Regions from separate parts of the Mus musculus genome. Here region 2 is linked to region 1. A link is a loop called in an ENCODE intact Hi-C map of the cell type or tissue named here. Cell type or tissue: left cerebral cortex. All regions are shown on one strand. Links, peaks and the distances in the headings refer to the core of each region. The heading gives the core; the rest is flanking DNA. Region 1 holds the start of Ppfia2 (protein tyrosine phosphatase, receptor type, f polypeptide (PTPRF), interacting protein (liprin), alpha 2). Region 2 holds the start of Mettl25 (methyltransferase like 25).

Region 1 (11,119 bases), core at 1,206-9,205:
TGCTCCCTCTTCGATGATCATCATGAGCCTTGTGGAGAGGGACATGATATAAATGTTCCGCTTAGAAAGGAGGCTCTGATTCTCTGCACGTTGAGCAGTTATTAGTCTCTGTATAAATCACCAGCTATATCAGAAGGAAGTTTCTTTGTTGAGGGTTAGGAGAAATCATTAATCACCAGAACCATTAGAATTTGGTTTAATTCTCCATGTAGGAGAATAACAGTAGTTGGTTCTCCTTCTAGGGTTTATAACCTATCAGAACAGGTTTATGGTACTGATCATGGTCTCAGTATTGGGACTAGATATTATGGAACAAGTCTAAATGACAAATAGAAAGTATTTGGTTACTCTCAAAACATTTTACATGTGTTTAAATTTTTATATACTAGCAAAAGTTTAATTTTTTTCCTCTTTTAGGTGTTTTTTTTTTTTTTTTTTTTTTTTTTTTTTTTTTTTGGTCCCAAGAAGAAAATGAAGTCATGGCTAAGTCTTTGCCAAAATGTCTTTATTCTTCTTCAGAGTTAGTTTAAGGCTTTCGCAGGCCCTCTTGATACTATGAAGAGAGCTCTTCTCACTAGTGTGGTGTGAGGGAAGTGTGCCATTTTTGGTTTTCTTGGGAAGTATGCTTTCTCCTTTATTTCCATATAAGAAGCAAAAAGCAGGACACAAATGGGGAAAGGAGCCTGAACTACATTTCAGTAGAAAGTAACTGCTCCCTAATTCTTGAAGGTTGAAAAAGAGAAGAATTAATTGCATTTGTATCTGACCTTCTCTATGCATTGACTTGTTTTTCACTTCCTCAAAGTAATAGAGCATATTAAAATTGTAAGCCTTTTCTTTAGAAAATGTGTATGTTGCTTTGGCTTACCTGGAATGCCTATGGAGCCTAGAAGTCAGACATCTGCAAGTGTCTGTCTCTGCCTTCCAAGTGTTGGAATTAAAGGCATACATTACAAGACTCAACACACTACATGCCTCTTAAAAAAGTGGAAATAACTGTATCTTCAGTCCTTTTTAAAAAATTAAGTCTTTATTTTGTTTATGCTTTTACTCTGACTTTAAGTCATTAGTATATTCTGAATATTGATCCTCAATCAGATGTTTAGCTGGTCAAGGGTGAATCCCACGCTGTTAGCTTCCTCTTCAATTGGTTGACCATTTCTATTGATGTACAGAACTAGTAATATTTTTTAAATCCTATTTGCCAGTTGTTTGTCTGTGGTTTTCACCTCTCATCAAATAACTTTATTTTTGGAGGAGATGGATATCATCACTGAGAACTATAAAGAGTAAAAGTATAGACAGCTGACTTTCTGGTACCCATCTTCAGTTGGTAAGTCCAAAATCTAACTCATAAACAGAATGCTCAGGGAGCATCATGGAAGAGGAGGAGAAAAATCGTGAGAGACAGAAGACCACAAAGTCTGCTTTGAATAGAAGAATTTTAATCCAGGGTCCTTTCAGCAAAATCTTGCTAGTGTATGCAATGGTGTCAGCGTTTGGAGGCTGATTATGGGATGGATCCCCGGGTATGGCAGTCTCTAGATGGTCCATCCTTTCGTCTCCGCTCCAAACTCTGTCTCTGTAGCTCCTACCATGGGTGCCTTGCTCCCAATTCCAAGAAGGGGCAAAGTATCCACACCGTGGTCTTCGTTCTTCCTGAGCTTCATGTGTTTCGCAAATTGTATCTTATATCTTGGGTATTCTAAGTTTCTGGGCTAATATTCACTTATCAGCGAGTACATATCATGTGAGTTGGCTCATTTTTTAATACCACCTGCCACTACAATTAATTGCTGCTGAGAGGAATTAGTCTTCTGGGATGAGTCCCTGATAAGCTATCTGATCCTAACTCGTAGCCATATGTGGTAAGACACACACACACACACACACACATTTTGCCAAAATGCCAAGATGGTTACCTATATAGTTGAAATTAGAAGATACTGAGATATACACTTGTTCTATTCAGTTACTACTTGCCTTGTATTTGTATCGAAACCATCCTTATATGTGAAAAATTAATTTGTTATTTACTAAATCTTTGTTATTTTCATTGCTTATCCTTAATTACTTATTTTCTTTGGCGCATTATCTTATGAAACTGTATTATACATTCGAATCCATCTTGATTAGCATTAACATAAAACATTTTTCGCACACATCATGAATTGTTTTTGTATCACTAATTGGCAGTGTTCCAACTCACTATCACAACATCTCTAGTGATGTACAATGAAAGATTTTGCTTCCTGTTCCTGTGGCCTTAAGTTCTGCTGACCTAGAAGTTTTGGGTCCTGACAGGGGAGTCCTCCTGCCAGGAGACAAAGCAAACATTCCATTGAATAAAAAGTTCAATGGACTTCCTTCCCCTGGTTACTTTCCCTGGTTATGCCTCTGATGTTCTTAAGCCCAAGAGGCTAAGAAAGGAATAACAGTGTTAGGAGGATTTATTGATCCAAACTACCCAGTATTGAGATTCTACGAATGACTTGTGCAGAGGAACTGTAGTGGAATTTAAGATTTAACAGAATTAAGGGGCTCAAAGCCATGATACACCATAGTGCTTTATGGGCATTTCATGGACCTTCTGTTTCAATATCTCAAAGTTCAAAGTAGAGACAGAGAAACTATGAAAAACTTACAGAATATTTCTCATCACGATCATCAGATTTTCTCAGGAGACTGAAGGTCTCATGGTGAATGGTAACTTCAGTATAGTGTCTCTAAAAAGCTAAGCTGCATTGCTAAAGGTAGGAGAGGACACTTCTTGCCAGCATCATTGCTTTGGTAGAGACATTAATTGCAGGGGAGTCAAGGAAGTTCTATGGGGATAGGCTTTACACAGCTGGATGCCATGGGAAAGTCTATTGCACGCATGCTGCATGGGAAAATTGTGTTGCTTCCTTGCAATGGAGATAAGGAAGATTATGCAGGAGCTGCACAGAATCCTTTAGGGCATTTCTTGTTGTTATGTATTGTGTTTAAAGTCAATCGAGAACTAAAAAAATCCAATCCAGGAAGGACACAACAGATCTGAATTCTTCATGAACGAAGGTAAGAGTCACTCCTTTCAGTTCTCAAGAACTACTGAGGCGCTTTCTAAGGGTGGGAGAAAATAGAATGTGTAATAGAAGACGGTATTTATAGCCACTAGTAGAGGGTACATGACCATATGCAGAAGTGCACATTGCAATAATGTGCTTCCATCACAGTTTGAAATACTATATACATTGCATATATATATATACATACATATATATATATATATATATATATATATATATACATAAACACACACACACACATACACACACACACACACACACACACACACACACACACACACACAGCAGATATAATGTACTAAAAGGCCAATCATTCCACCGCGGACATTGCCCATTGCCACCTGTGATAAAATATATAACTCATTTGAGGTTTCTAAGTGGGACAGATGTGTCATGCTAGGTAGAATTATGCTGGCTATTTTTTTCATTTGGAAATTATGTATGACATAAAGAGGTGGAATTTTGTTTGTCAAGTTCACAAGTTGACATCTTGATATTCAACTTTACCATATTTGGAATTAACTATAACCCAAGCTGCTGAATATACCTCTGTGGGATATTCTTGATTGGGTCATTCGAGGAGACACATTAAACCAGGGTCATACCTTCTGATAGCAGCCCACATAAAAGGACCAGGAAACACAAAGCTGTTGATACTTTCCCTGCTTGCTCTCTCTTTCATGGACAGTTTCATCTATCCTGTGGTTGAGAAATTCCTTTCCTGGTACCAGAACTTATATCTTTGGCATCGCATACAGCCTGGTGCACTCAAAGAATACAGGATTCTTAGCCTTTCCATTGAGAGACAGGCATTGTAAAACCAGCCAGACCACAATCTATAATCCATTTATGTATTTTCATTATATTGGGTCTGTTCTTTAGAGATTCTGGCTAATACTATTATTTCATTTGATACTCAGGACATGTATAATTGAAAAATCACCCACTATAGTATACATAAAAGTAGTTTTGTGCTATACTCCTTTTAAACAATAAATATAGAAAGTAATATTTGTAATAAAATGTACAAAAGAAGCATTATATATCTATGACCATGATCCTATATGTATCTACGAACTAAATTCATATTTTCATCTTATGCACTAATACTACTAAATGTAGACAATTATATGGAGATAGTTTTAGTTCACCATACTGTTTAATTTACCATCTATTAAAATCAGTGGAAGCCAGTGATGGCCTTAACATTAAAACTGTTCATATATAATAAAAAGTACAAAAAGACTTTTCACTTCATGAATGGATATTTAGTAGCTCCTTTATTTTTTTACATTTCTGTGAATATTTAGGCAGTGGTTATCAATGTGGGATGCTGAGATAGCTGGACTAGTATCATTTTGGAACTTCTCAGGAATTATAAGGTTGAGACAGACAGCACCTTTGACCTGAAGGATGCATGGCTATGGGGGTTGAGACCAAGCAAGGTTCATTATAAGAAGCTGCCTTGGATATATATATATATATTGTATGCTGAATTGGATGGACAATAAGCTATAGGAACATTCACAATGGTGTTTCTTGTGTTCTTGCTAATGGGATAATCTAGTGCTTTTGCAAACTTCTTATACGAACCTTTCTCCATTTTGATAGGGAATGACTGTTCCTAGCGGCCAATGTTAGCGTGAGACAAAATAATTAGCCTCTGGACCTGGAACATTCCAATCAGTCCATTAGTCTCAACAGACACAGCTTCTTTGAGGGGGGAGATTTTGTTCACACCAATGCAGTGTATTGTATAGACATTGTTAAGAGTGTGGCCTCTCAGGATCCACCCGAGGCTTAGAGTCCCAGCATCTACAAAGAACTAGGACACTCAAGTGAGCATGTTTGAGAAATAGTACTTTATGTAGCATATAACAATAATACTATTCATCTACTAATGTTTAATATTTTTACACTCAATTCTTACATTGTGATGCGAAACTTGAATAACAGTCCAGGAGAGAAAGGGATATAAATCATATGGCTCATCTTAAACTTTACTGTAGAGTCATCAACTAGTTAAGTTCTTCCCCCAAAAGAACTTCATCTAGTGATCATACTTCAGTGAGTCAGGATGTGCACATCATTTCTCAGTGAAATCTGGATTCTGCTCTTTGGGGCTTCTAATACTGCTTACTCTGGACCCTTGCTGTAACTTCTATTCAATGTCTACTTGATGCTTAATTCTCTTTGTGTTCCTTTAGTGCATCAGTATCTTCCTCTCTCAAACATTTCCTTAATGTATTGGTTTTTATCTACTGGTGTCTCCTTATTCTTGATCTATATGAATGGACACACACACACACACACACACACACACACACACACACACGGTCGGGGAGAGGGAAAAGAGGGAGGAAAGAGACAGAGGGAGGGAGAGAGTCACAGAGAGAGACAGAGATGCTTGAGGGAGGAGGAGAAATGGGGGAGGGGAAAGTTTCTGGGGACTAGAACATGTTCTTGGGGCTGCCAGACTATTGAAAGCTGAAATTCAGTCATGCAGACAGGGAACACTTAACATGAGATCCTCAGCGCTAAGGCAATGAATGGAGGCGACCTGAAGAGGTAAGGCAAAGTGACAGACCCAGCCACACCCTAGACTGATTCAGGTTCCGGTGAGCTTGACTACCTTGCCTCTGATTCAAGAGAAGAAAGCGGCAGAGAGCCACAGCAAACACAGAAGGCCACAGAGCAGGAAGGTTCCCAGTTCTCAAAAGCACATGCCAACACAAGCTTTCCTGTAAAGATGATTGTGTGGGAAAAGCGCAGGCAGGGCAAAGAGAACCCATTTATACTTTAGATCACCCGTGGTCCTCGCCCTCATCAGGAGCATTGAGACCAGAGTGATCCTCAGCAGCCCCGGAGAAGCTTTTGGGGAGAAGAGTGGAATGTATCCACGAGCGCGTGTGCGTGAGGAGGAGAGAAAAGACGTGATGACTTCAGAATTTATTTAAGGGCCGCCGGTGGAAACCACTGCGGCAGCTTCCAGGGGAAGCCCTTGTTCCAGAGGAAGAGGAGGTGGAGATTGCCAAGGAGGAGGAGGGGAGGAGACACAGAAGGAGGAGTATCCTAGGCTTGCACTAGGCAAGTGAGAAGATGCTGTAGCATCCTCACTCAGTTCCCAGCAGGTTGGTTCTGTCGGCCAACTGATGCAAGCAGATGAATTGCAGAGGGACTGGAAGGAAAAAAAAATTGTTGCAGCGGGCGGAGGCAGCGCGCGATGATGGGGCGGGGGTGTCTTCGGAGGTGGGTGGTGTGCATGTGTGTGTGTGTGTGTGTGTGTGTGTGTGTGTGTGTGTGTGTGTGTGTTTCTGCTTACCTTCCCAGAAAAGAAGCACCTCCTTTAAGTGAAAGGATACACCCTAGAATAGAAGTAGGCTGGGCACCCAGAGAAGACCTGTCCTGCTTCTAGCATCCCCAGGGGACTCACTTCCTTTTAACCATCAAACTCCCAACATTTACCATAAACTTCACAGGGGCTCCGGGTGGGGTATTGGGTGGAGAATGTCCCTTCCATATAGGTACTTCCCACACTTCACCCCAAAGTTCCTGTTTGGAGGGACACGTCTTCACCCTCTCTGGGTGGCCCGGGATGCCAAGGGGAGAAGTTATGCTACGTTAAGTTTCTGAAAGTCAGATCCAGTCCCGGATTACCATCTCTCCGCCCCGGGGCTCCTGCTGCACGCGAAAGTGGCGGCGGCGGCGGCGGCTGCCGCTGCTTGGGCGGCAAAGGGACCGCGGCTGCTTTAAGAACCGCCTCCCCCTCTCTTCCCTTTGACAATGGTCTGAACCGAGCCCTGCTTCCCAAAGCAAAATTTGTAATATGCCATTTTTCCGATGGACCTTTCTCCTTTTGGCTGCTGACGGAGCCACGGGAAGATGCCGAACTGCTGCCACGTTAGGAAGCCAGGGCACGTTCCAAGAGAACGCTGGGGCTCGCGAGTGTCTAAGCTGTCTTTCTCCTCCCGTTGCTAAGGAAATGGTCCAGGACTGCTGGGTGTGAGCCTCACCTCTCCTCCAGCCGAGACTGCGGTTGTCATTGACAATTGAAGAAACAGGACCTGAAATAAGAGACATTAGGTACAGAAACTGTATTCGAGTTGCATGGTTTCTCTTCCGCTTCGGGTTTTTTCCCCCCTTGACCACCTCCCCAGCCCCACCCCGCCCCCAGGGAAGAGGAGAGGCAAAGTCCTCCTTGTGGGTATTAGTTACCTTTGCTTTCCACCCATCTTCTCCATCCCCGATTTTTCTAGCTCCTGCCTAGCTCGTTCTCTCCTGGGGCTGATGAACAATTTTAGTGTGGAAATTATGAAGTCAACTTCTTTCGGGGTGGTGGGGGTGTGGCTGAGCAGTAACTGTCCAGCAGTGTGGGGTACGCTTGCTGTTTGACCATCCGAGCAGGCACAGAGGTAAAGAAAGTGAAAATGCTTCCATTAGACATGGTAGGAATATTTCCCGAGGACAGGGGATTTCAAAGAGTTAAAGAGGAGGAGAAATATTCGTGTAATGTAATCAGACAATGGCTAGGCTTTCTCTTACTGAATTACTCCTTTAACGGAGACAGAGCTGGGAGGGTTCCGAAGACTAAGTAAGCCTTTGCCGAAGAAGAAACTTGTTACAGAGAACGACTGCTTCTTTGCCTGTGGTAGTGTATAATTTCTAGAAATATAATTAAATGAAGTTATCGACTTACAGAAATAAAAGTCTTTTGGAATGTTCTTGTCTGAATAGGTATAGCTCCTAAGAACACATATTACCAAGGATCACACTGGATCTCAAAATTCTTGCTGAATGACTCCACTGGGCATTCAAAACTTTTATTTTGGATTCTGAGAGGTTTAGAAGACAGTCAAGGTTATATCCTGACAGCGTGGGAGTTGGTTTTCTTGATATAAAATTATTCGTGCTAAATTTAAGCACTGAGATAATTAAACCAATCAGGGTTATTATTTTTCTCTCTCTTAAAAATGAAATTTACACTGTCTGAAACTGGGTCCTGAAACCTTCAATAGTTTACGTGTCAAGTCATCTCTATCTAGATGAGGTTAATGCAATTATATTTCACATTGACATAAAAGAGGGATAATGAAAAGGCAAATTACCTCAGCAAACTGTGAGCTCACTCGTCTCTCAGTGATGGTGTAATGTTTGCAATTTTAGTTCCAAAAATGGCTATAAAAGCAAAATGTGATATATCTGGGTGCAATACACAAGATACTGGATAACCATACCTGCACTGTGCCAGGGTTCTATAAAATACTCTTCATAGGATTTTAATTACTCCTAATACACTCAAGCTGTGCATTTGGGAATTGTTAGACTATGTTTTATGGTACATACAAGTACTTTATAAGATTACATCAGAATCTGAGGTCTCACATATTAACCAACCTAGCCCATAAAAGTTGATTTGGTTTTTGTAGACTGTTTATTGTTTGTTTGTTTGTTTGTTTACTTTTCGTTTTAGAGGAGAAGATTCTGAATTTAGCCATTTGTGTTGGCTTGGAAGAAAGTAGCATGCATTCATTTTCTGTCCTATGTAATTTTGCATGGTTTGAATTTTATGAATTGAATTTGGAGAGTTCAGAAGTATCTGCTAGGATTACGGCTATAGACCTACAAGCAAGAGTTTTGATGTAGAATATTATTTCTGTAAGGATAAATGGTGACCAGTTTGTAACAGAGAGCATGCTTGGGTTTTTATAGTATTTTTTATATATGACACTGTGTGTTCTTTGTTGGATAACCCACTGGAATGCTAAAAGTGGGAATTTTATAAACAAATTATAATTCTTTAAGGAAGGAAACGTGTTTTTCAAAGGCAAACCAACTTGCTCCATTTCATGTTTCAGGGGTCAGATAGTCCTGTGTTATCACAGTGTAGATTGGATAGATTTTCTAAACTTTCCATCCAAGTATCTTTTGGCTGACCAAATCCACAGCCATCCTTCACACTAATCTTAAGTCTTAAGTTTGTGACTGTCCAATGTCTCCTGCTAATAGCACGGGGTTGCATCCAAGGAGTCTGCTTTAGTTGAGTGAAATGTATGCTTGAAGTAATGGAAACAGTTAAATTCTCCTTGGAACTTAAAGTTGTTAGCAATGCCTTTCCTTTTGTAAAGGTATGATTTAAAATACCTTTACAAAAGATTGAAGAATATGTAGATAACTGTATTTCCTTGCACACTTTGTTCTGCTACTTCGCTTTAACCTTCAGTGTCACAAATAAACACACAGGCTCACAGCCATGTCTCTCAAGAGTGTCACAGTTATTCCATGTGTGAATGCCATGCATGGCACGGCACGAGGACTAACCCTTTCAAATAAGCCAATGTGTTGAAAAGTTTTTGTGTGTTTTTCAATTAGTGAAAAAATAAATGTGTAGCAGTTAAAGTAGAGGAATGGGGATTCTTAACCGTTGTGATAGTGGATGAATGAAAATCTAAATGATAAAAAGTGTAAAATATACATCAAGTACCAAATGTTTGTCGGCGTGAAAGGGGGTGTGAGCGTGTCTGTAAAGACATTCTACATGTTTGCTCTGGAACTTATGCTACAGTAGATATGAATTCAATGAGTCAAGGTCCTGTCTTCGGATAGCTCCATGTTTTAAGTGATGAACACTGTTCAAAGTATTTTGAGCTATTTTGAGAAATGGTCAACCCTTTCTTTCCTTTTCCTAGAATACTTATCGTAAAATGATTTCCTTTCTCTTTCTTGAAGCTTTTCTCAATTTCCAATGGGTCAGGACCCAAGAGTTCAGAAATAATTAAGTTTTGTTCCTTAACGACTAAGTTTACACGAAGAAGCACATGAAAAGTAATTAAATATTGAACTGTTAAAATTTGACATTTTATTTCAAAATATCACCAGAAAGTTTCCCTAAGGACATATATGTAGACAGAAAAGTGAATTGACCTTCCGTTATAAAGTCCCGAGAAAGCTCTGGGACCCACAACCAAACCAGGCTTTCCTCAAATCGGACCTTCTGCAAATCAGGCTCTCCAATAGCTTCTGGTCATCACACAACTAAAATTGAGAAAAATTAGACACTTAAAACTTAAACACACACACACACACACACACACACACACACACACACGTGCGCGCGCGGCGGCGGGTGGGGGGGGATGGAAATGGAAGTGCCCTAAGTTCTGTTTTTTAATAGTGACACTCTTGACAGTCATACATGACACTGTCTGCATAATCTACTTTAAATCAAATCAGTAAATAATTGTAAAAAGTATTCTGAACAGTCCATTAATTCCACGTCTGGGGGTTTGTGATTAGCAGCTGAGAAGTGAAGCGACTGTATTCGTTAATGTAATTTACTGCATCTGTTTGTGGAATGTTTCAAAGAGTTAGTTTGTGTTGTTTGGATGGAAACCAGACAATGCATCTAACAGGAATACTAAGTGTAATTAGCAGTATAATAATCGAGACAAATTCATGTGTCTCAGACTAATTCTTAAAGTTTATGTCTAATTCAGTCTGAATCATCTATCAAATCTGGGCACAGTTGTGAAAGATGGAACATGAAAATAAATAAAAAAAGATCAATCTCAAAGGCTTGAATTAGCTGTTGTGAGGAAATCTGTTGAAGAAGTAATAAAATAACTCTATTATCTAAAACTGTCCATTATTTGGGAATTTTCTGACTAAATGAGGTCACTTATCAGTGCATCAATCAAAAATCATATACTCTTACTTCTCTGAAGCACAAGGATGTACTTGTTGACAAATAAGGTACAGTTGTGTTATAAGACATTTGTAAACTTTCAGGGGTAGAGAAGAAGGGGAAGAGAGGTTATTGAAATGATATGTGTCTGTCAATCAAATGATGTGTGATAAATTATGCAGAAGAAACTAGAGAAACAAATGGCAGGTTAAGTATTGTATATGAGACATCTTTGGATTGGCATGACAGGTGGAAGTGTGTAGGTTGCAGACAGTGAAGAGAGAGTGCCCTGAGGTCCACACCTCCCTCTGGATTGGGCTGGAGGCAGAGGGTAGGGGGAAGAGGTTAATAACCTATAAATACTTGAGTG
Region 2 (11,119 bases), core at 1,774-9,773, 630 kb before region 1:
TCTTATATCTTTAGAGCTAAAACCAGTTTACTCAGTCCAGAGTTCCACGATTAGAAATTATTTTGATCATATAAGTAGAGCTGAGGTAATTTTCTTCTCTTCTTTTGAGAGACTCAGTTTTCTGCTTTTAGAGAGTCACAGAGAACAAGAAAGGAGAAAGATCTTTCCTTTCTCCTGTGGTCCCACATGTGTGTCTTGCTGACTGGGTGTCTTTATAATCAATCAGTTTGTGATTAGCAGCTAGGAGCAGAGAAGCTGCAGTGTAGTAGACTAGACTAGCCTTAGCTACTTCTTAGTTGGGTGCAAATATTTCTCCCCACAGGGAAGGATGCAGTGTTAAAATCGCTGCCTGCTTGCTACACTTACACACTCCACAGCTGGACGGTTTTGCTTACAGCGCCCTCTACTGGAAGTTCTTGATCTTACTTCAGTGTCAGCTTCTATTGTTTTCTTTGTGCAACCATTATTATCTGGATGCCAGAGCTATAAGGCAGTATGTGAAACAGATTAACTGAGAGCCAATGAGCAGGCTCAGTGGGTAGAGGCGCCTGTGCACCTTCTGACAACTGAAGGCTATCGATCGTCAGGTCCCATGTGGTGGCAGGCCAGAACTGACGCCTGCACCTCTTCTCTGACCGCCACAGATTCACGAAGGTAGGCTACGTAGGCATCCATACTAACAGGTCAGGCATACACCACACACACACAACAATAAATAAAATAAGATTTAAAGACAATAACAACTTAGGAAATAAGATGGAAAAGAGGCAGGAGAGGATGTTTTAAAAACATGATACCAAGACACCGCCAACCTGCTTTTACTATTTCTACCAGATACGGATGTATATAGGAAACCAAAAGTCAAACACACAGACCATAGAACCTTTGAGGAAAAATGCACAAAGCTTTAAAACTAGAGATAAAATCAATGAACGTATATTCATAATCAAGTAAGATTTCAAAACTACTTACCTGTTATCATATGTGAGTGTCCCATAAGACTCTGAGGAGGACGAGCTCTGTCAGATCTCACAACAACACACTACCCCATTGCTAAGATGTGCTGAATGCTTAATACCACATGCCAGGCAGGGTTAAACATTTTACCTGTCATCTGAGCAAGTTAATTGTTGCTCTTATGTCATTTGCAGTGGAAAAAACCAAGACTTGACAAGATGGAAACTGATTCAAATGTGCATACACCATCAGGGCAAATAAAACCTTGGCAGTCTGACTTCACACTCTGTCCTAATCCCCACGTTCCATTGCCTGCCACAGCAGCGGGCAAAGTCACCGAGGGCCTGACTATACGGGACCTGACTACCAGAACCAGGTCTGGCAACGTCTCTGGTCGAGATCAGCCTAGAGCGGTATGCTAAGATATTACACACTTGCTTATTTTTGTAGCCACTTTCTTTACTCTTCTTAACATTTCCTTCTCCACAGAAATGATCTTGGTTCCAGAAATTAAAATGTAATTTGGACATATGAGATGATTAATGTCTCTGAAAGGACAGTAAAATACTCGTGTAAGATTTTCTGTGGTATCTACTAGAAACAAGGAATGACTCCTGTTCCATGTTCGGTTGTAAAGCAAAAGTATTTTGCACACAGTATGAATGAACGGATGATGGATGGATGCATGCATGCATGAACGACAGCATATTTCAATGCACTTACTATTGTAGCATCATCAACTACGGAACTCTCCTAAGACTCCGTAGTGGCTGTAATCACTGAGGCCACTACGAGGACTTCAATAGCAGCACTGAGCCTGTTAGGGAAGCATAAAAGCTCGTTTCAGCCTGAATGTTGGCAATGTTAGTGTGAGACAATAGTGATACAGATCACAGAACACAGTATAAGATACAAATACGTGCTAGTTACAGACATAACTGTGCTATACGGGTTGGGGAAAATCATTATTCACACAGCCAATGGACCAGAATTTTAGGAAGATGCTGACAAGAGTATCTTCCTGATAATTATCTTCACAGTGATATAAAAATATCTTGTATTTATTTCTATAAATATTCTTATTCCTGACATATCTTTCTCTTTTCCAACCTCCTGTGTTGATCTTACTGTTAAAGTTAAGAAATCTTTTTATCTTTCACATTGTGTGTGCCTTTCATTTATGTCTAGCTAGCAACCTAGCCTGATGTAAATTGTCTTTCATTTGAAAATCCCTCCTCATCGCTGCTATGGGTCAAACCCCTTAGTTCCAGCACTACCCCAAAAGCCTCATGGTCATGTCCCTTTGGATAAAAAGCACAATGCCCACCCCTCCATGGTGGAAGAGTTGAGCGTGCTTTTTCTAAAAAGGAAACTTTTATCCCATGAAAATTTAATAAAACTTTTAAGGTTCTGGCTTCTTCAATAGTTGACTGCAAGATTTAATTGTTAATTGTTTAATAGCCAAAAGTTAAGTTTGTCTTTCTAAATTTAGAAAATGGGTTGTGTTAAATTCTACAAACTTTGCAAATATCCATCATACTGTAATGCACAAAGAGAACAAATATAATACATATTGTTGCTTTTAGTGTGAATCAATTATATGATCCAATTATGTGCTAGGATTTATCCTTTTTCTTTTTTTTGTCTAAACAACTCTAGCTTAATTTATAGTTGCATATAAAATGAAAATATATTATTGAAACATGCAAACCTTGCTTTTGGATGAAATAGTACACATTAAGGACTGACACGCAGATTTTTACTATACCAATATTAACATCTTAATGAATGCACAAATACAGTCCATCACTCTTTAAGCATCTTCACAATGAACTACATTACGTTTGAAAATGAAACTAAATATAAAACTAGAATTAATCATAAGAATTGAATTTAAAATTTCTTTACATAGCTTATTTTTTTTCAGAAATAAACTATACAATGTGACAAATTTAGAAATGCATTTGCTAAATAAAATAATAGATAAAAAGCAAAGTAATTTAGGGGTGCATACTATTGTCAAGTTGTAGTCATGGACACTAAAATGGCACGGAGACCCTCAAATATATAGATAAAGAACAGGGGTGGGGAGAAAGGTCAAGGCTAAAATGCTTACCACATAACCACGAGGACCACAATCTGGACCCTCTACCCTCCTAAGAAAGACAGATGAATACAGGAGCCGCCCTGTCCTAGGGGACTTCCTACTGAGATGGGGAAAGACCGTACTTGAGGAAGAAAGGGTTTATGTCCCAGTCAGTCCAACACTAAGGGAAATCAAGACAAGAACTGGAGCGGTCAAATCCCTGGAGGTAGGAATTGAAGCCGAAGCCATGGAGAAATACAGCTTCCTGGCTTTCTCTTCATGGCTCTGTCAGCTTGCTTTTTTATACAAGCAAGGACCACCTCCTGCCCAAGGGAAGCACTGCCCACAGTGAGCTGGGCCTTCCCACAATATTCTTGAATACAGAAAACTTCCTCCAGACTTGTCTGCAGGCCAGTCTGATTGATAAGAGGGCCTTCTCAATTAAGGTTTTTCTCTTCCCAAATAACTGAAGCTTCTATCAGGCTGACAGAGCTACCCAGCCCCTGGCTATAATTCCAGCTTGTGGGAGAGGGAAGCAGGGAATCCTTGGAAGGGCAGACTAGCCAGACTAGCCAAAATGGCAAGCTCTGGGTTCAATGTGAGACCCTGTCTGCCACACGACGGGTGTGGAGAGCAATCAAGGAAGACACTGAACATCAATATCAGGTCATAACACACACGTACACCCACATGCATGTGCGTCCCTCACAAGAACATACATATCCATATGTACACAGACCACACAAGCACATCAACATGTGGAAGAACAGTGTTTTAGTGAAGAACAGCTTGACTGTGGGGCAAACAGTAAGAATTTTATTGTACAGAATTTGAGAGAATAGCTTGAAAGCAATGTAACAACTGAGATACATACATGTTTTATGTCGTAAGAGTAAAAAAATGGCAGTTGATGATTGCTGGCAGATGAGGACACATTTTCCTCAGGGGTACAGCCTGACAAGTTGCTCATGCTCCAGTAAATAACGCTACATGCATACTCATACAAGCAATTCTAATTAAACACAGGGGGACGCACCACAGGCATGAATGCATGCACGCGCACACACAAAGACATTAAAGTCGGAAGGAGGCTAATTAGGAAGAAGAAAGCAAGGAGTTAAGCAGGAGAGGGAGGGAACAAAGCAAGGTAATGATGGGTGAATATGATAAAAGCATGCTATATACATGCACAAAATTTTCAAAATAATAAAAATGCCCTTTATATGCTAAGAAGGATTTAAAATGTTGACAGCTGATTTGAGACACACAAACAACTAGATTTGAGAAAACAAAAGCTGCATCTCATATATGTATCACATTATACACACACACATATATCTATACACATATACATCACATTCTCATGTATATACATCACACCAAGTACACGTACATATATATCACATCACATACATATACATCACATACATATACATATACAACATATCACATATACATGCATATACATCACATACATGTTCATACACATCACATCACATACATGTGCATATCACCTAACGTATCCTCTGGTCAATGCTTAACACATAGGATTTTCTTGTATTCATCTAGAAAGACTATAAAAAATTAATTCTTAAACTGCTGTAAATGAGAGAAATGAGAACAAAATCCCAGTTAGAAGGAATGCTTAAATTTGCATCGTTTTGTACAATTGCTGAGGTCTGTGATCTCCCCTGGGATGTAGAATTTGCTTAACCTCTTCCACTGCTGGATTTCCTCACAAGTTTAGAAAGAGCTTGTGGTAGATTGAACAGGAAAGGCGTCACAGATCATGTCTTCCAATGCTTGCCTACAGGGAGTGGCATTACTAGACTTGACTCTGTTGAAGTAGTTGGGACTTGGTTGCTGGAGGTTGTGTCACTCGTGGGTGGACTCTGAGTCTCAGCAGCTCACCCGAGGCCTAACGGCAGAGTCTCGTCACGCAGCCTGAGGATCAAGACGTAGGCCCTCAGTGCTGGAGAGATGGCTCAGCGGTTAAGAGCTCTTCCACAAGTTCTGAGTTCAACTCCCAGTCCCCACATGGTGACTCACAAGCATCTATAATGGGGTCCAAGCCCTCTTCTGGTGTGTCTGAAGACAGCTACAGTGTAATCAGGAAAAGAAAAAAAAAATCTTAAAGAAAAAAGAAAAGATGTAAGGCCCTTATTTAGCTCCTTCTCCAGCCATGTCTGCCTGCATCGCACCATGCTGTCTCTTCACAGAACTAGATGACAAAATCCGAAGGACTGCTTCCAATAAGTCAGCTCAAAAAACAGCTGGGAATTCATAAAACTCAAAAAGTTATCACGTCCAGAGTCTAGTCTCTGAATTGGTACTCAGACTTTTGCACACACACACACACACACACACAGAGGAAACAGGAAAAAAAAACTTTTAGCAAAAGCAAACTGCAGAACATACAATAGGCACCAATGAATCAAGCTATTAGTATATATAAGGTAATAGCCCATCAGGAAGAGACAAAGTTAAACAAAGGTTTGCTCTGCACTTAAAAGTTTTGTTTTCTTGTATTTTCTTCGTTTTTTTTTTCTTTTTGAAAGCCAACAAGAGTCACTTTTTTTCAACAAATATTTTATAGAGTACTTAATGTATGCCAAATAGTTTCCCACACGTTGGAATCCTGGTTAAGGCAAATACGGTTCCTGCTTTCTACAAGTTTATGTACCAGGTTATCAACGCAGAATACTATGGGAGCAAACTGAAAGGGTGTCTAACTTTCCAACAACCAGGAACTATTGCCCAAGAACCAATGTGTCTTAAGTTCTACCATTATAACCCCCCCCCCTCCATGGCCCCTACCTCCGCCCCCGGGGCACTTTGCATTTACAGGCTGCTTCAGTGATTAAGTAAGTTCACTAATGCTGACAACATCTGGAACACCTGGAAGCAAAGCACAAGCAATTCCAGTAGCTGCTACTGTTCCTGTTCCTCTATTTCCAGAATAGAATCTAAGTTGGTAGAATCTAAGTTTCTTGCGGGTATCAAACTCCAGAGCCTAGAAAACACCAGGGTGCATAACTGATATTGAAAATACAGTTTTCTTCTTCTTCTTCTTCTTTTTTTCCCCGAGACTGGGTTTCTCTGTGTAGACCAGGCAGGCCTCGAACTCAGAAATCTGCCTGCCTCCGCTTCCGCCTCCCAAGTGCTGGGAATTAAAGGTGTGTTTTCAAATTAACTAGCGAGCACTCAAAGCTTTCACTATCACCATCCTAATCCACGATACCTTGTGCCGAGTAGGAACTGGCTCTTATTGGTCCCCCAAGTCCACTTCTACTTTGTATTGATCATCACACAGCCTTTAGATGTTTTCAAAACTAAATTGTTGAATCAATAAATGAAGGAACGCCTCTTCCCCGGGTTGACTACTTTAAGTTGTGGAACTTGACCAACACCCAGATTAGAACCCAGAGGGGACCCCGCCCGTCTCCATCCATCCTCGCTATTCAGCTCCCTCCAATTCATCTCCTAGGTAACAGCATCCTTCAAGTCCCTGCCACTTCCGCCGAGTTCCACCAGGGGGCGCGCTGACAGCCCCCGCCCCGCCCGCCCCGCCCGCCCCGCCAGTCACCTGATCCCGTCTCTGCCTCGCGCGGCTCGGCCTCCACCGCCGACTCCCTCAGCGCCGCCAGCACGCTCTCAGGGGGCAGGTCGACCAGCTCCTGCCAGACCGACTTGGTGTAGAAGTCCACCGTGTGCGCGCTGGAAATGGCCAGGGCGCCCCTGAGGAAGCTCAGCAAGCCCTGTAACTTGTCGTGCAGCGTGGGCAGGTCCGGGGTCCTGGGCAGAGGGCAGGCCGCCGCCATGACGCTCATCCTCCGGGGCTGCAGGTGGCGCCAACATGGCCGCGCGACCCCTCTCTTCCCCGCCGGAAGCGGCTCAGGCTGAGGCAGTCGAGCTCCGAGCACGCGCCGGGTTGGGCGATTGATTGCTTCCGCCTCGTGACGTGTTAGGTCGGCGTCCACTGGCGTTCCAGGAACTCCCACCGTGGAAAAAGATGGCGCCTTCGCGGCCGTCTTCCAAGTGGCGGACCGGAGGGTTTGCGGCGCGTGGGGAAGGGATCTCTCAGGTCAGATTCGGAAACCAGAATGGGAAGCGCAGGACTTGGCGGCCGAACCCCCAGCAAGCCTTCCGGGGGAGCGTGCGCAAGGGTAAGGAGGGACAGCCGTGGAGGAGCGCTCGGGCCCGCCGAAGTCGAGGGAGTAGGATGGGATCCGGCTTGAGATCGGGGAAGCCGTTCCTAAGCTCGCCAAGTCCGAGAGCTTCTCAGTCCTTTGACTGAGAACCGGACGGTGCGGTCAGCTTCAGTGATTTAACGCAGATCTCAGGTCTAAGCGAAGACACGGGGCGTCTAGAGGTGCGCTTGGCTAAGAAGCACCCAGACATACTTGCATCTCTACTACAGCAAGTATGTAATATAGATACAATATTACATTAAAATACTCTGCCCCAAAGCTTTGATAACCAAAAGACACCACAGTAGCCCTCCAGTCTCATACTGCTGCCTTCCTTAGATTCGATTCGATGTCTTGTCTTTGAAGGCCTCTCGTTGCATGTCAGATGCTTAAGTGGTTTTTGTTCGATCTAAGAATAATCGACAGGTGTTCAGAAAGTTGTACAGTACCTCCCCCTTTTGTTTTGTGTTGTGTTTTGGAAAATAAGTGATTAGTAAGATCCTCCAAGGGAAAAATACTAGACTACTCTACTTTATTTATTAAGTGTTTACTGAAGACCCAAGTGAGATTGTATGTGGATTAAATAAAATGTAATTTGTGGATATGAGTCTAAATTCAAGGTGAGCAGTAAAGTTTAGTTTACTGTACTTAGAGTTTTTAATGTGATGTCTGACAACTCGCTGTTACCCTTATATTTAGGTAAAGGGCCACCTTGCTCTTCAGTGTACCATTAAATGGTTGCCTAACCTTATCTTTAAAGCAAAGCCAAGTAATTCTCTCATTTGAATATAAAGTAAAAGAAAAAAATATTTAGTTTTCATTTTCTGTTAAAGTAATTGTAACTGAAATCCTTCAATGTTAGGACAAGGTTTTGCATTTCGGAGAAAACTGAAGATCCAGCAAAATTACAAGAAATTGCTGTGGAAGGTGAAGGAGGCACCAGCGTCACAGGAGTCCCAGTTCACAGATCGTTACCCAGAGCACCTGAAACACCTCTATCTGGCCGAAGAGGAAAGACTCAGAAAACAGCAAAGAAAGGCTGGCCTGGCTTTGTCAGAAGAACAGGTTGACCGGCCTTTGCCTGAAGAGGAGGGCAGCACTGAGCAGACTTCCTCTGAAGAACCGCCAGGTGGTCACCAGCCACAGCCAGAAGAGCTGAACACAGGAAGGTAAGCACCTCCGTCTTCAGAAATTCCTCACTTTAAATGTAAAGAATGTTTTACTGACGACACAGGGAAAAATTTGTAAGAATCAGGATTTTTCTTAGCACTTTTTTCAAGTCATGTAATGGTATTTCATGGAGTCTCCCCACTTAGTGTTAAATGACTGAAAGAGGCTAGTTGAGCAGAGATGTCGAAAATAGGAAATGAGAATTAAGAGATCTGAGTTTTGAATTGCAGCCTCTCAAGAACATGTAATATAATTGGACCGTAATTAAGCGCAGTATTAATGTGTGCATCTTAATTTGGGGGTGGGGGACTATGTTTGATGTTGTAGATCTGGAAGCCCAACATTTAGGAACCTGAGTCCAGACAATTCCCAGTCCCAGGCCAGCATGGGCAACATAACCAGATACTAGAAAAACAATGCAGATGTGTAGCCATTGCCACTTTGGCTTATAAAGCCAGACTTTCCATAGTGGTATACCAGTGTCCACTATGATAGAAAGGATAGTATAAAATGATTTGAGAGCCACGGTGGACACCATCTTTTATAGCCTCATCCTGGATCATCTTCTCAGTCAATGATGTCCCTAAAGCATTACATTTCATGACATTTTATCATGTTCATTTATATCAAGTATTCTAAAACATGCCTGGTGTTTGGTAACTTTATGACTGCTAACTGCTGTTGTCTGTATTCTCATTTGCATTTTCTACAAAGGGTCCAGGAAATAGGTTGCGGTTAATGAAAACCAAGCAAGGGATGGTTTTATATGCCTGTAATCTTCTCAGAAGGCTGAAGCAGGAAGATTGCTGGTCATTCAAAGCTAGCTTGTGGTTCATAGTAAGATGCCATCCTATAAAACAACAAACATATTTAACACATGGACTTCTTCCTGAATGATTGCTGGCTTACCCCTGATAATCCCTGCACACAGGAGGCTTAACTCAGGAGGCCCCAATAGTGAGAGGCTAAGCTGAGGTAGATGGTGAGTTTCAGACCAGCTTACACTATTTTACCTTAAAACAAAACCCTGCTTACCCCTTGATTTTATTAGAGGTAGTTTGTAAGACTGTTACTACATATAATTCAAGCAAAACTGCCTTAACGTGCACAGCAAGGCATTACTTCAGATCTTAACTTTTTTTTTTTTTTAAACCAAAATGTTGTCTTTCAAAGCTAGGGCAAGGATTGCACGCACAAATCATATGCAGAATCAAGCCAGGTCAAATCCCATCATGGACTGGGGAGAGAGTTACAAAGTCCCATATGGAGCTTAGGAGAGTTTGGCAATTGATGGCTGGGGCGGGCGAGTCTGCCACGTCAGACAGCCCATGCCCCAGTAGGTGGCTCCACACCCATGCACGTGCACATGTTGGCATCAGGAAGCAGACTCGTTTTTTAAAAAGTACAAAAGATGCACATGAAGCTAGGAGGGGGAAGTGCAGAGAAGTAAGGGATGGGATGGAATTGAGGAAGAAGAAAAGGTGGGTAGGTTTGACCAATAATACTTGTAGGGATGTATATAATTCTCAATTTAAAAACAAAACTGAGCATTATTTGTGTTGCAAATAAGAAGAAAGTATGTAGTAGGAATAAAAGAAGAAATGAGGGTTGGTGGTATTTTGTTTTTGGTAGATTCCTCTGTCAGGAAATAGTAGGTGAGACAGGTCAATCCTTGGAGCTCATTGGCTAGCCCCCTGGTTTGTGGAGAGCCCTTGTCTCAGATATGGTGGTGAGCAGTGCCTTAGTCTCCAGACATGTCATCCACTATGCCCAAACCTACAGGAACACTCATGTGCATGAGGATTAGAAGTGAAGAATGACACTGTCTCACACTGACGTTTTCAGAAGTACATAATGGAAGCAAAAAGCCCATTGAATATTTGAGGCTGGGGGATCAGGATTGTCTTGGTAAGGGCAGTTTGGAATGGTGGAGCAGAAATTGTGAGTCAGAGAGTCAGTAGTGAGTAGGAAGTCATGACTAGTTTACTCATGTAGACATTTACTCTGGTAATGGAAGACGTGCATTTATTTGTAACTGGGAAGCTACCAAGTCAGGTAACAGGTGACACTAGCGACTGCCCTTTCCAGTGCAGAGCACAGCAAACGAAGGCTGTGTTTGCGAGGGATGACTCGTGCTAAGAGGAGGAGGCAGACACAAGGTGACCACAGCAGTCACATACAACTTCTGTTGTATCCAGTACTGGACGTTCTATCTGCTCTAATAGCTTACTATCCATTCTGACTACACTTGTTAAATATTTCTCCCCCAAAATCTATTTACCGTCCTTTAATCTGTAGTCGTGATTATACAATAGCTTTAATGTCTTATTTGGGCATTTTCCTTTTGTTGTTGCTGTAGGTGGTATTGGTAATTCTTTTCATGCTTTCTTCAATTTGTATTAGTAAAGTTTTTGTAGATACTGGATCTGACACAGTAGCATAATTTTGGCTAAATCATTTTTGAACAGTTTAACTTCCCTATCTTAATCTATCTTGCAAGTTCTGTGACTTTTCCAAAGAATAAGAAAAAGAAAACTTCAAACCAGAAGGCACAAGAAGAGTATGAACGAGTACAAGCGAAGCGTGCTGCTAAGAAATTTGTAAGTCCTACTTAGTGATTCTGGAGCCTTGTTTCTCTTTCTCTACCATGTGTGCAAGCTGTGCTTCTTAGGATTGCTACATAATGTTATCTGTACCTACTTTATGCTTTACTCAG

Evidence for each region. Peaks named below come from ENCODE experiments on the same cell type or tissue, not always from the same donor. Only the 100,000 strongest peaks of a DNase experiment are listed, where the experiment ranks them.
Region 2: it touches region 1 in a loop (3-fold over the local background); 3 of 42 quality-filtered maps call a loop at or near these places.

What each region holds. Positions count from the first base shown.
Region 1 is chr10:106,463,441-106,474,559 of GRCm38, forward strand. Ppfia2 (protein tyrosine phosphatase, receptor type, f polypeptide (PTPRF), interacting protein (liprin), alpha 2) reads left to right here and starts at 6,870. Exons shown (of 32, transcript NM_001205341.1): 1 at 6,870-7,151. In left cerebral cortex, for the core only: no CTCF peak of the experiment used is centred there; DNase peaks (open chromatin) are centred at 5,195, 6,073, 6,804 and 7,411; H3K4me3 peaks cover 3,140 bases; H3K27ac peaks cover 2,249 bases.
Region 2 is chr10:105,834,447-105,845,565 of GRCm38, forward strand. It overlaps Mettl25 (methyltransferase like 25), which reads right to left and starts at 6,934. Exons shown (of 12, transcript NM_207522.2): 1 at 6,630-6,934. The coding sequence starts at 6,873. Ccdc59 (coiled-coil domain containing 59) reads left to right here and starts at 7,033. Exons shown (of 4, transcript NM_025602.3): 1 at 7,033-7,209; 2 at 8,096-8,402; 3 at 10,904-11,003. The coding sequence starts at 7,056. In left cerebral cortex, for the core only: CTCF peaks have their summits at 6,559 (motif pointing right) and 6,763; a DNase peak (open chromatin) is centred at 6,952; H3K4me3 peaks cover 2,073 bases; H3K27ac peaks cover 1,288 bases.